2 separate regions of the Mus musculus genome follow, and region 1 is linked to region 2. Evidence: chromatin loops called from intact Hi-C (ENCODE). Cell type or tissue: heart. All regions are shown on one strand. Each heading gives the region's core, and the rest is flanking DNA. Links, peaks and the distances in the headings are about the cores only. Region 1 has its middle 110 kb from the start of Abcb5. Region 2 holds the start of Itgb8 (integrin beta 8).

Region 1 (5,380 bases), core at 75-5,074, 160 kb after region 2:
ACCACAACATAAGGAACTGCACTAAAGGGTCACAAGATCAGAAAAGTAGAGAACCACTCCACAACAAGTCAAGTGAACTTATTGCCATCTAGGAAAAAGCCAGAGCAAAGGGTCACTTTACTCTTCAGTCTTGTAACTTTCTTAGACCCTGAAATACTGTGGTCTGAGGATACAATGAGGTAAAAATGCTTGATTCCATTTTAAGCATGGATACACATATTCTGTATTTTTACTGTGAAAGTCATTTGCTAGGTACAGATGAAAGGTTTATGTGAGAAAGTTTATTTAGAAGGGAACATTTAGAATGAAGATAAACATTTCACAAAGGCACCAAGAAGAAGACCAGTGGATTTTAACAGTCATGGAAACCAAGAATTGTCATGAGGTTATACTACCAAGTTTAACTAAAGAAGGAAAAAAGCATAAAATGAAGAAAAACGGTCCAATTGCTTTGATTAACAAACTGCTACAATTGGAATCATTTGGCTGAAAGTATACCTTTTTCAAAAAAGAAAAAAAAAAACAGTAGAAATTAATCTTGAATCTCAATTGATTCAGAGATTATAGAGGCCATCAAGTTGGCTTCAACAAACCAAACAGCCTCAATACAGATCTTTGAGATGCACAAAGCCTAAAGATCCACAGAGTTTGTGCTTCCAAGAACTGCCTCCTGCTATCTAGGAGAGGTAGAGGGTAGAGTTTCTTCCCTGTGATGAGGGTTCTTTGATAACTGTGGAGCCTTTTTCAGCTCTTAATGAGTTTAACTCTGGGAGCTAAGGTGCTACTCCAAGCCAATAGCTTATGAATTCAGTATCTCATACCCAAGAAGAAAAGGGAAACAGACAAGGAGGAAAGCAGAGTAACAGACTATTTAAGGGAAGTAAGAAAGAACTCACTTTTAGAGAATGGAGGAGCTTCCAGGAGGACTACTACTATGCTGCCCTGCCCACTAGTCTTTTGGCAAGAACTGTATGGAGATCAAGGTTGTCTTTATTAGGGCTGGTCATTTTTTATCACATTGAAGGCCAAGTCAGCAAGGAGTGCACCTGCTTTGTGTTCTGCTTCTCTGCTCAGACAGGCAGGTGATCCAGTTAGCTCTTGATCTGTTATAGGCCTGTCCTATCTAGTGGGGACTCCTTTCTCACCCAGTGGATCATAGACCCACATCTGTTGCATCAGTCAGTCCATAAAGCAGGCATCTACCCAACGAGAATTATTCTATAACCATAGGATCTACTGCAAATTTTAGATTGGCTCATGACCAATTCTTCTCTCTTCTTTTTGTCTCTTATGCTTGTCCTTCCACTGTATTCTGGAAACACATAACTTCTCTGGTTACACACATTCAGAACCACAGAATCTCTCCTGTGTCAAGATAAAATATACCTCAAATCTCACCCCTGCCTGATTTAGATGTTTAAATGAACTTCAGACTTTGGCATTTGTTCTGAAAGGAGATGGGACTTTGGGGACTGAGAAAGAGTGATGCATTTTCAAGTGAGAATGTCATAAATTTTGAAAAAATAGGAAGGATATTATAGACAGGGGTGCATTCTAGAAAAAGTAAGTGAAGCAGAGGAAAATCTGTGAGAAAGAAGCATTTTAGAAAGGGCAAACTTGGGACTCACTTTTATGTAACCTAAGGGCAAACAGACTTACTTTTATGTAACCTAAGTTCCACATGCTAAGAAATGCTTGGTTGGGGGAGAGGGCGCTTAGACAGAAGGAAACAAAGGCCCATTCAGTACTTAGAGGCAAGTGTGGCCTTTTCCCTCTTTTCTCTAATATACTTAACAAAAGTGTGATGTCACACAGAGCTTACTGAACTGAATAATTGTAGGATGCCATGGTGCCCTCAGCATTTGAATTCACACTCCTACTCAATGGGTGGTTTTTTTCAGAACAAAGGTTTACTTTACATAGTTGTTACAAAGCACAGTGAGATTTGAGAAAAAAAATATGTGGCAGTTGAAGAGAGTGCCTACGCACAAAAATTAATAATATCATGGCTTATGGATGAAGTGCATAGAGCAGCTATGCTGGTTATAATATAAGCCATATTTAGTCCCCAAGGAACAGTGAGCTACTTATGGGCTTTCTGTTTTACAAAACACAAACTTAATGTATGACAATGGGAGCCTGGGCTGATCTAGTTAGTGCCTGTAGATCAATGGAAAGAATGAAGAGCTGAGACTGAGGACAGGAGGAATGCTAGTTTGCTACTTTTTGGTTTTGGTTTATTGTTGTTTGTTTGTTTGTTTGTTTGTTTGTCTTGAACCATTTTGTCCAATTTCTTTCTGATTAGAAAAATATAAGTCAGATCAGCTATGAGGTTTTTGCAAGTTCATTACATGCTGTGCCATAGCAGGACTGACATATGCCAACTGCAAATTGTCTTCCAGCTCTCAAAGTTCATGATAAGTAGAAATTTTTGTGTGACAAAACTTTTTCTGAAAAGATACAACACATACATCTACAACAGACCAAAGTATGAATATCACCAAAGTCCAGCTTGGTGAACCAATGAGTTTTATTGGGGTTACTTATAGGAATATGGGTGAGGAGTTACTTTTACATTAGCAGAAATGATTGAGACAATGGCATCATCAAAGCTATTCCCAGTTGGGAACCTTACAGCATGCTGCACAGCCTGCAGACAGTTCCACAGCTTAGATAGTGCCCTTTCCAAGTAACTCTGGTCCAAACCTCTGCTAGCAGATCTGCTGGCTTTTGCTCCTTCTAGGCAGTTGGTTTGCTCTCAAAGTCATTTTTAAAACTAGGCTTGTTTGAGAATCTTGGCAGCTCAGTTGCACTTCACTGAGAGAGACTCTTAGCTTTTTATTTTCTCCATCAGGGAGAGGTCTAGTGATGCTAATCAGTTTCAGGGACTTCCTGGTGCTATGTTGAGTGGTTTACCTTCCTGTTTAAACTCCTGTTTAAGGAGCTTCCCTGAAGGATGAAATGTTTCTTTCACTCTCAGAGAAAACTGTTACAGGATAGGGAAGCAAACAAGTATTCACACAAATACAAAACCAAGGTACTGAGCTGTCTTTCTGCTGTTTGACAAATGTCAATTTAGTGGGTACTGGAAGCTTCCAACAGTGTGAGGTAGAAGGCAGGCTACAGTATTTGGCCTTGTGTCTTGCTTCCTGTGGCAAACCTCAGGTCAACCATAACAAACACTATGAATTTATTCAGAAGTGTGGGGCCTTTCTGGAGCAGTAGACTCTTTCCTTTGACTAATATACAAACAGCAACTTCTTGTTATCTACTGCAAAGCAGACACGGAATACTTTCCTATAGTCTGATATTGACTCGACCTTTTGGATCAAGAGGACTTACAGGGTCTTCATCCATGTTTGGCTAGAACCCCTGCTCGGCCCCAGAATTAGCTGGGAAATGCTGTTTTCTCTCAATCTCAACCTGCACAGAGCAAATTCCTGGCTGTCATGTCATCACCTCTCACCTTTGCATTTACAGCAAGAGTGTTTCCACCTAAGAGTGTCTGCCTAGGGGCTCAGTTTTGACCATATTTAGGCACAACTCCAGCCTCTAGCTGACACATAATCCCCCCTCACCTAAGTTCTATAAAATCCCCTTGCCTTCCCCAGGACATTCAACTTTCCTGGCCCTGATCCATGGAGGAGCACCTAATAAACCTGCATTTATCTGCTTTTAATCTGCTCTGATCTGGCCTATATTTGTGTCACTGAGAGAGAAAAAGCCTATTAATGTGCTCCCTAGAGTTCTGCTCCATGGATACACCATCTGATAGTAGATACCAGTACCTTCTCTGTATTCCTCTACACAATTGTCTTGGCTAGTCATACCATCTTAACCAATCTTATAATTGAAATGACATCATTTCAATTCACAAACCATTATTTTGTTGTAATTATATTACAGAATCTCAAGGCATGCCAGTTTAAAGAAGGAACTCACAGACTAATTATCTACATATCCCCACTGCCATGGTATTGATTACAGGTACAAAGTATAATATTTAAGGTAAATGCTCTGATAGATAACATAACCAGAATAGGAAACAGTTGAACTGAAACCTATATTCAAAAGGATATTTGCTCATTTTGTTATCAAACTTAGAGGCTCACAACTTATGTCCCAAACTGGGTCCACCTACCCATCTTCAATAAACAAATTAAAAGAACCAAATTAGATGTAGAAAGCAGAAAAGAGATTTATTCAATACAGTCACATCAAGAAGAGGAACAATGAGATCCTGATGTGAGATTGAAGTTTAAATAGAGGGCCAAGTATATGGATATGTAGGCAGTCCCATTAAGGTGTGGTCCCAACCACTATGGTTGGGCTTCACTCTCATCCTGCAAGGTGATCTGACAAGCTGTTAGACCTGTGTAAAATACTAAAAAACAAGTTTCTCCTCTGGCTTGAGTCTTTTCTTTCTCCCAGCATGAGATTCCTGGGGAAATTCTCATTTCTTTGCGGGGGGGGGGGGGGGGGGGGATCCATTGCTTCACTAGTACAATAGTCAGATTAGAGACATAGTGTCTCTTTAGATCATATCTATTTTCTGCCAAGCCAGTTATAGGCGTTTTGTTTTGTTTTGTTTTGTTTTGTTTTTAATTGATGTCTATTTATTTCAGTCTTGAGTATGGGGTAGAATTTAAATCCTCATACATGTTAGGCAATCACTTGATAACTGAAGTGCATGCCCAGCCCAGTTTTACTTTCTATTTTGAAGTAGGATCTTACTAAATTGTCTGGGCTGGCCTCTAACTCATTCTGTAACCCAAACAAGTTTTGAACTTGTGATCTGCCTACCCTAACCTCCCAAGTAGAACTACAAGTCCCAGCTTAGATACAATCCTAATTGCAGTCCTTCTCAGTGATAGGTTCTGGAATGTTCAGTCTCTACAAAGAAGGGAAAAGGAAAGCTAGAGAAGGTAAGGACAGAGATAGGTGTCTTGCTTTTCATGACTCCACCATGTATTCATTAATAATGAAGACACCTATTCTGTTTGGGATGAACGTCTGGAGTGTATACAACTGAGAAAATATTTCAAGCTAAGGATAATTTACTTACAAAGTCTTTGTGGCTGCATTGTTAAGTGCTATACTCTAAGGTAAATCGCTATCTTAATTAGGATTTCAATTTCTATGACAAAATGCCTTGACCAAAAGCAACTTGAGGATGAGGAAGTTTATTTGGCTGACGTATCTCTGGGGTCACAAGCCATCAGGAGAAGCCAATGTAGGAACTCAAGTCAGGAATCTAAAGGCAGGAACTGAAGCAGAAGCTATGGAGGAGTGCTGCTTATATGACATTCTGACAGCAGCATTGCTCAGTGGAGATCCCTTCTTCCCAGATATTTATAGGTTTATATAAGTTGGCATAACC
Region 2 (5,380 bases), core at 237-5,236:
ATTCATGCTCACCATAAACTGCATTGGCAAGAAATTAAGGTTAAAGGAGTAGGGTAGAAGCTTAAGTCATCTAATTTTATGACTTATTAACAACTCAAAGAGTCTAATGGTTCAAAGGCTGGAATGAATAGCTAGAATCTTATTTTAGACTATCTATGACTTTAATTTGCTCTCATTACTGAAAATGATGAAAAATTAGCTATCAGAAATGTCAAAGCGAGAAACATGATAGAAAACAGGAATTAGTCATCATCTTGAACATTTTTCTTTGTTAAACTTCAGGTAACAATGGAGATAATACTGTATTTCTTTATAGTATCATGCCCCCCCTTTTTTTTACAAGAGAAATTATAAGTTATGTAGCCAGTGACATTTACTCAATACAAGTACACCTTTTGTCCCTAGGTTATTTGTTACATTTATTATAAGAAAACTCAAGGATGAACTGCAGAATTTCAGGAGTAATTATATTTTCATAACCAAAAATGTTCAGATGTCTTCCTCATATCTATAGGCTCACAGTCTATTGTCTAGCACATTATTTTATTTTTATTTTGATAACCAGAATTATACTCTCTTTCCAACAGAAAATTAGTGGCAAATAATGCTGTGATTGTTCAATAACCTTTAAGAATTGGCATTGGGGAGTTTTGGATGAATGCATAGTGGTACCTGTGTTGTGTATGTACTTGTGTGGTGGTTGTTCATTTTGTCAGCTTGACACTATCTAGATTCACTTGAGAAAGGAGTCAGAATGAGGGATTCTCTTCATTGGCTTTGTCTGAGAGGGATTTTCTTAATTGGGTTCATTGATGTGGAAAGGCTCCCCCTGGATGTAGGCAGCACCTTTTCATGTTCTGGCCTGGAGTGAATGAAAGGAGAGGGGACCCTGGGTATTGCTTGCCCTGAGTGATTTGCTCTTTGAAGTTTCTGTCAACTTGATTTTTCCTTGAAATAATGGACTGTCACCTTCAATTGAGAGACTAGCAAACCTTTTCTTAGGTTGATCTCGTGAAAGTATTTATATGACAGCAACAGGAAACAAAACTGAGGCAACTTGTCAGTGTGCCAATAAACATGTATCATGGCATATATATGCATATGTGAGTGCATGCCTGTGGACAGTGGGTAGAGGTTGACTCTGAACACTTTTCTCGATTTCTCTTATTGGATGCTTTTCTCAATTTCAATCCATCTTTTGCTTTTGTTTTTTTGGTTTTTTAAGACAAGCTCTTTCATTCAACCTGGAACTAATGGATTCAGCTGTCTGGTCAATGAGCTTTGGAAATCCGTCTGGTCCTCTGGAGCTCGGGGAAGGGGGTCCCATGCCAAGCTTTTTATGTAGGTTGTGGGGATCCAAATTCAAGACCTCATGCTTGTGTGACATTTACCAACTGCAGTCTACCCCCAAACTCTGGCATGTATTTCGTGGCCAGAAATGGCTGTCTTTTGAATGACTTTCAACCTTTCCGAAACAAATTTATTTCATTGTTTTATCTTTTCACACAGTAGGTTTGAGTTCAGATGTAAAGTATATGAACACCTAACAATATAAAATTATATACTTTAGCAGTTTCACAAAATTTCATCCATTCTTATTGTATAAGCTTCTGTCTCATTTAGTATTGTAACTGTCATTTCTGATGTAAAAGCAGGTTGACTGAAACATTAATGTATCAGTAATTTCACAAGGCAGACTGGATGCTATTGAGATTAACTTGTTATCTTTGTCAGAGCTTTGCAATGCCTCAAGGGTTGCTGCATTGCCTAGGTTTGTCACATAATTTCAAGAAAATAAACACACTTCCCAGCTGAAGTGGCTCTAACCATATCTTCACTATGCTATGTTTTTGTTCCAACCTATCTCAGCTACTTTACAGTAGCTACATCTCAATGAAGATATCCAGGAAGAAATTTGAAAAACCAAAGAATGAAAATTTGAAAATGAAGTACAGTGGCTTGGAGTTGTGTTGACTGACATCAGTCGTTGAAGTATGGATTGCCCCCTTAGCTTCACAAATGATCCTCCTTAACAGATCTAGGGCACTTTACTAACTAGGTTCCTGGCTTTACTGTTAGTCCAATGTACAGTCCACACCTGAAGAAAGGGGAGTTTTTGATGTTGTGGTTTATTAACCAGGTACTTTCCATTCACTGTCAACAATTAGAAAACAGAAAGAAGTTTTTTAAAGAGGAGGGTTGGTGGGACCTCCTACTTGTTTTCTTTACTCCAAATAAGAAGCCGGAAACAATTAAGGAGAAAAAAATCCCCTATAGTTCACCTTGACCTGGCTGGACTGGGTCTGATGCCTGAAAAAAGTGGTGTTGTGTAAGCCACTAGTAAAAAAAAGTCGAACTGAACTTCAATACAATGAAAATTATTGGGCTCTAGGGGAAACTAGGAGCCAAGGTCTCCAGTATCAAATTAGAAAAGGAGCTCTTTCCCAAACCTAGAGAACTGTGTTTCTTCCTTCTCCTTAAGGTGTCGAGGGCGCTGACAAGACCTGGAGAGGCAATGCTACTACTTCCTTGGCTGTCCAGTTTAGCAACGCTTTAGCCTCACCCAAAACTGCAAAACTGAATTGCAAGCTTGTATTCATTCACTCTTCTGCTGCCATCTGCAACTTCTTGTTTCCTTTTACTGAGAAGGTGGCGTTTAAGGTCAAAAGATCCATTGTAACCAACAAAAGGCCAAAGAACCACAAACAGACCCTGGGAAAAAGCTAGGCTGCCCCTTTCAGGGCTGAGGGTCTACAAAAGGAACAACGAAATATATCTGACAGTAGAATACATCTTGTCTAAATCTCCAAAGTCTGGGAAGACCTCAGACAGATTTGGGATCAGACACAGGGCAAGGTCTTAAGGCTGCAAGGAAAGCGGGCAGTGAATACTCTGAGAGCAGTGTTGGGGGAGGGGAGAGGCCCCCGAAATCTACTTTGTATTCAGCAGCTGCGGGCCAGTAAGGATTCCTGAACAAAGGAGCACGCGGCAAGAGGATGAAATGTTGGGGTTCATGCTGCCACTCGAGCTGCGAGAAGTTTTCCACCTATACCGTTATGGAAGCGTTGGAACTCAGAATTGGGGGGCGAGGGGGTGAGAGAAAAGAGAACTCAGCATGCGATTCCTGTTGCGCCACTACGCACCAGGAATTCTTGAGAACGATGGGAATGGCAACTATTAGATTCGAGGGGGGAGAAAAAAGAGCTGGAGTGAGCAAAACAAAGAGCGAGTGTGGGCCGCGGTGACTTCATGCCTCACCAATGTCCCGCCCACGCTACTCCGAGCTGGAGCTGTTTGCTGCTTCTGCTGCTGCTGCTGTCCTGGGCCGCCACTGCGCTTGCTGGCGACCCAAGCAAGGAGCACTGTAGCGTGGGGAGGTTTCCTAGCAACTCTCAGCTCGGAGCACGCCCAGCCACCCGAAAGCTGGGAGCCCCCACGGGGGACCACAGAACTAGATCACCCCATCCCTGCCCATCGCCTGCCTCTCTTCCCTCTCATCCCAGAACGCATCAGCTGCCAGGGTTCTGGGTGGCCAGACGCCTGAGCCGACAGAGTCCGAGAAAGGACAAGGGTACGCAGCTCCCTCCCAGCGAGGTGCATGGAACATCCCCTTCTAGCCCAGTAAGCAACTGGGATGCCTTGTTGGTTGCCCGCGAGTGCAGACAGGAGCTTCTAGGGAGCTCGCGGAGCTGCTTCCCCAAGCTGCTGGCACCCGTGTCTCCTCTCCCGCCAATCGGAACGCTGCCGCCTGAACCTCTGCTAGCTGCGACTAAGTGGAGTTGGCCTCCCTGCCCACCTGTGGAAGAAGCTAGCACCGACTGATGCGCCAGCAACTCCCCCACCCCCTTGGCCTTCTAGCCGTCCCCTCCCACTAAAGCAGCATCACCCTGTGAATTACATTAGGGTGGTTTTCCCCCCAGCCTCAGGCTTTGTTTGGGTTTGATTGTGTTTGGCTCTTCGCTAAGCTGATTTATGCAGCAGAGCCCCATCGGCTGGGGAGAAACAAAAGCTCTTTTCTTTGTCTGGGAGCGGACTGTGGAGCCCGTACTTGCTTCGCCCCCGCGGGCCATCGGCTGTCCAAGGAGGTGCTTTTTGTTGAGACTGCAAGCCCCGCCGTGCGGAGCTGGGAGGGCCTTAAGGGCCCTGAGATGCAGAGAGCTGCCCTGGACCGAATACCTGTATCGCCTACTGAGAGCAACTGGGTCGGCCAACCCGGCCTGTCGAAAAGGTCCTAGGGACTCGCAGCCCACGGGCCTCAAGGTGCGCTCTCAAGTCGGGAGAGCGCATCAGGAAAGCAACTAGGCAGTAGGCACCGGGCGGGCTGCTTTGCATTATGTGCGGCTCGGCCCTGGCTTTTCTGACTGCTGCACTGCTCTCTCTGCACAACTGCCAGCGAGGTCCAGCCTTGGTTCTTGGGGCAGCCTGGGTATTTTCACTTGTTCTCGGACTGGGCCAAAGTGGTAAGTTATTTTACTTTGTTTTCTTCCCTTCTCCCAAAGTCTTGGGCTGGTATTGAGAGCTTATGGCCTGGGCATCCCTGACAGGTAAGTGGAAGATGTCAGTCCTGGTCAGTCCTGCTGAGACTTCAGGAGGGCAGGTGTGTAACAAAGTTCTCCATAAAGAAGCCAGGTATCAGGCATTTTCACCCCTAAGTGACAGCAATAGTCCACAGTGCTGGGAAAAGTTTATTTGAGTTGAAGTTTGGGAAAGAGTCTGTTGTACTTACAGAATGCAGTTTGGGGGTTCCAGTATTTCCTGAGGATATCACTATATAGTCTGTATTCCCCAACTTTTCACCTTAGGGGTGGAGCATCATCCACTAAGAGCCTGTGGCTAAGATGGTTTATAAAAGGAAAGAGTCTTTCATTTATTGGTCTAAGAAAGAACAAGTTTCTTCTGCCATAACATTCAGCTTGAATGAATTAATGCCCTTGAGGAATATCCATTCATGGTTTAAGCCACTGCCCTGCGGAGGGGTGGGATTGTTAAATTATTGTGGCTAAATGATCTGTCCCCTAAGTTTGGTCTCTGTTACCAAGAGGTCACCTCTCTATAAACTTTTATTGTCTTCATCTGTAAAACAGATATAGATGCCTACCTTTCCCAAGTCATTTCTAGTCAGACAGTGCATGAGAGGGGGCTTGGCACTTTAACATGTTAGCATTGTATTCTTGGTGACTCATGAAACAGAATAAGTAATAATAACAATCTAAGGATTAAATTTACCATAGAGGCCAAATGTTTTTTTTTTTTTTTTTTGCAGATGGAGTTACCATTGCCTTATTTATTTATTTATTTATTTACTTACTTACTTACTTTTCCCTTCGGGTTACTAATCCCTTAAATTTTATTAGAGACTTACTGTAGTCTCTCAACCTTA

The links. Peaks named below come from ENCODE experiments on the same cell type or tissue, not always from the same donor. Only the 100,000 strongest peaks of a DNase experiment are listed, where the experiment ranks them.
Region 1: a loop joins it to region 2, with 1.9 times the contacts of the local background. A loop is called at or near these places in 1 of 42 quality-filtered maps.

What each region holds. Positions count from the first base shown.
Region 1 is chr12:119,071,691-119,077,070 of GRCm38, reverse strand. No RefSeq gene overlaps it. Among named protein-coding and RNA genes, the nearest start is that of Abcb5, 110 kb to the right of the region's middle. In heart, for the core only: no CTCF peak of the experiment used is centred there; no DNase peak of the experiment used is centred there; H3K27ac peaks cover 1,687 bases.
Region 2 is chr12:119,236,752-119,242,131 of GRCm38, reverse strand. Itgb8 (integrin beta 8) reads left to right here and starts at 3,856. Exons shown (of 14, transcript NM_177290.3): 1 at 3,856-4,460. The coding sequence starts at 4,334. In heart, for the core only: no CTCF peak of the experiment used is centred there; DNase peaks (open chromatin) are centred at 3,301, 3,701 and 4,161; H3K4me3 peaks cover 2,676 bases; H3K27ac peaks cover 2,402 bases.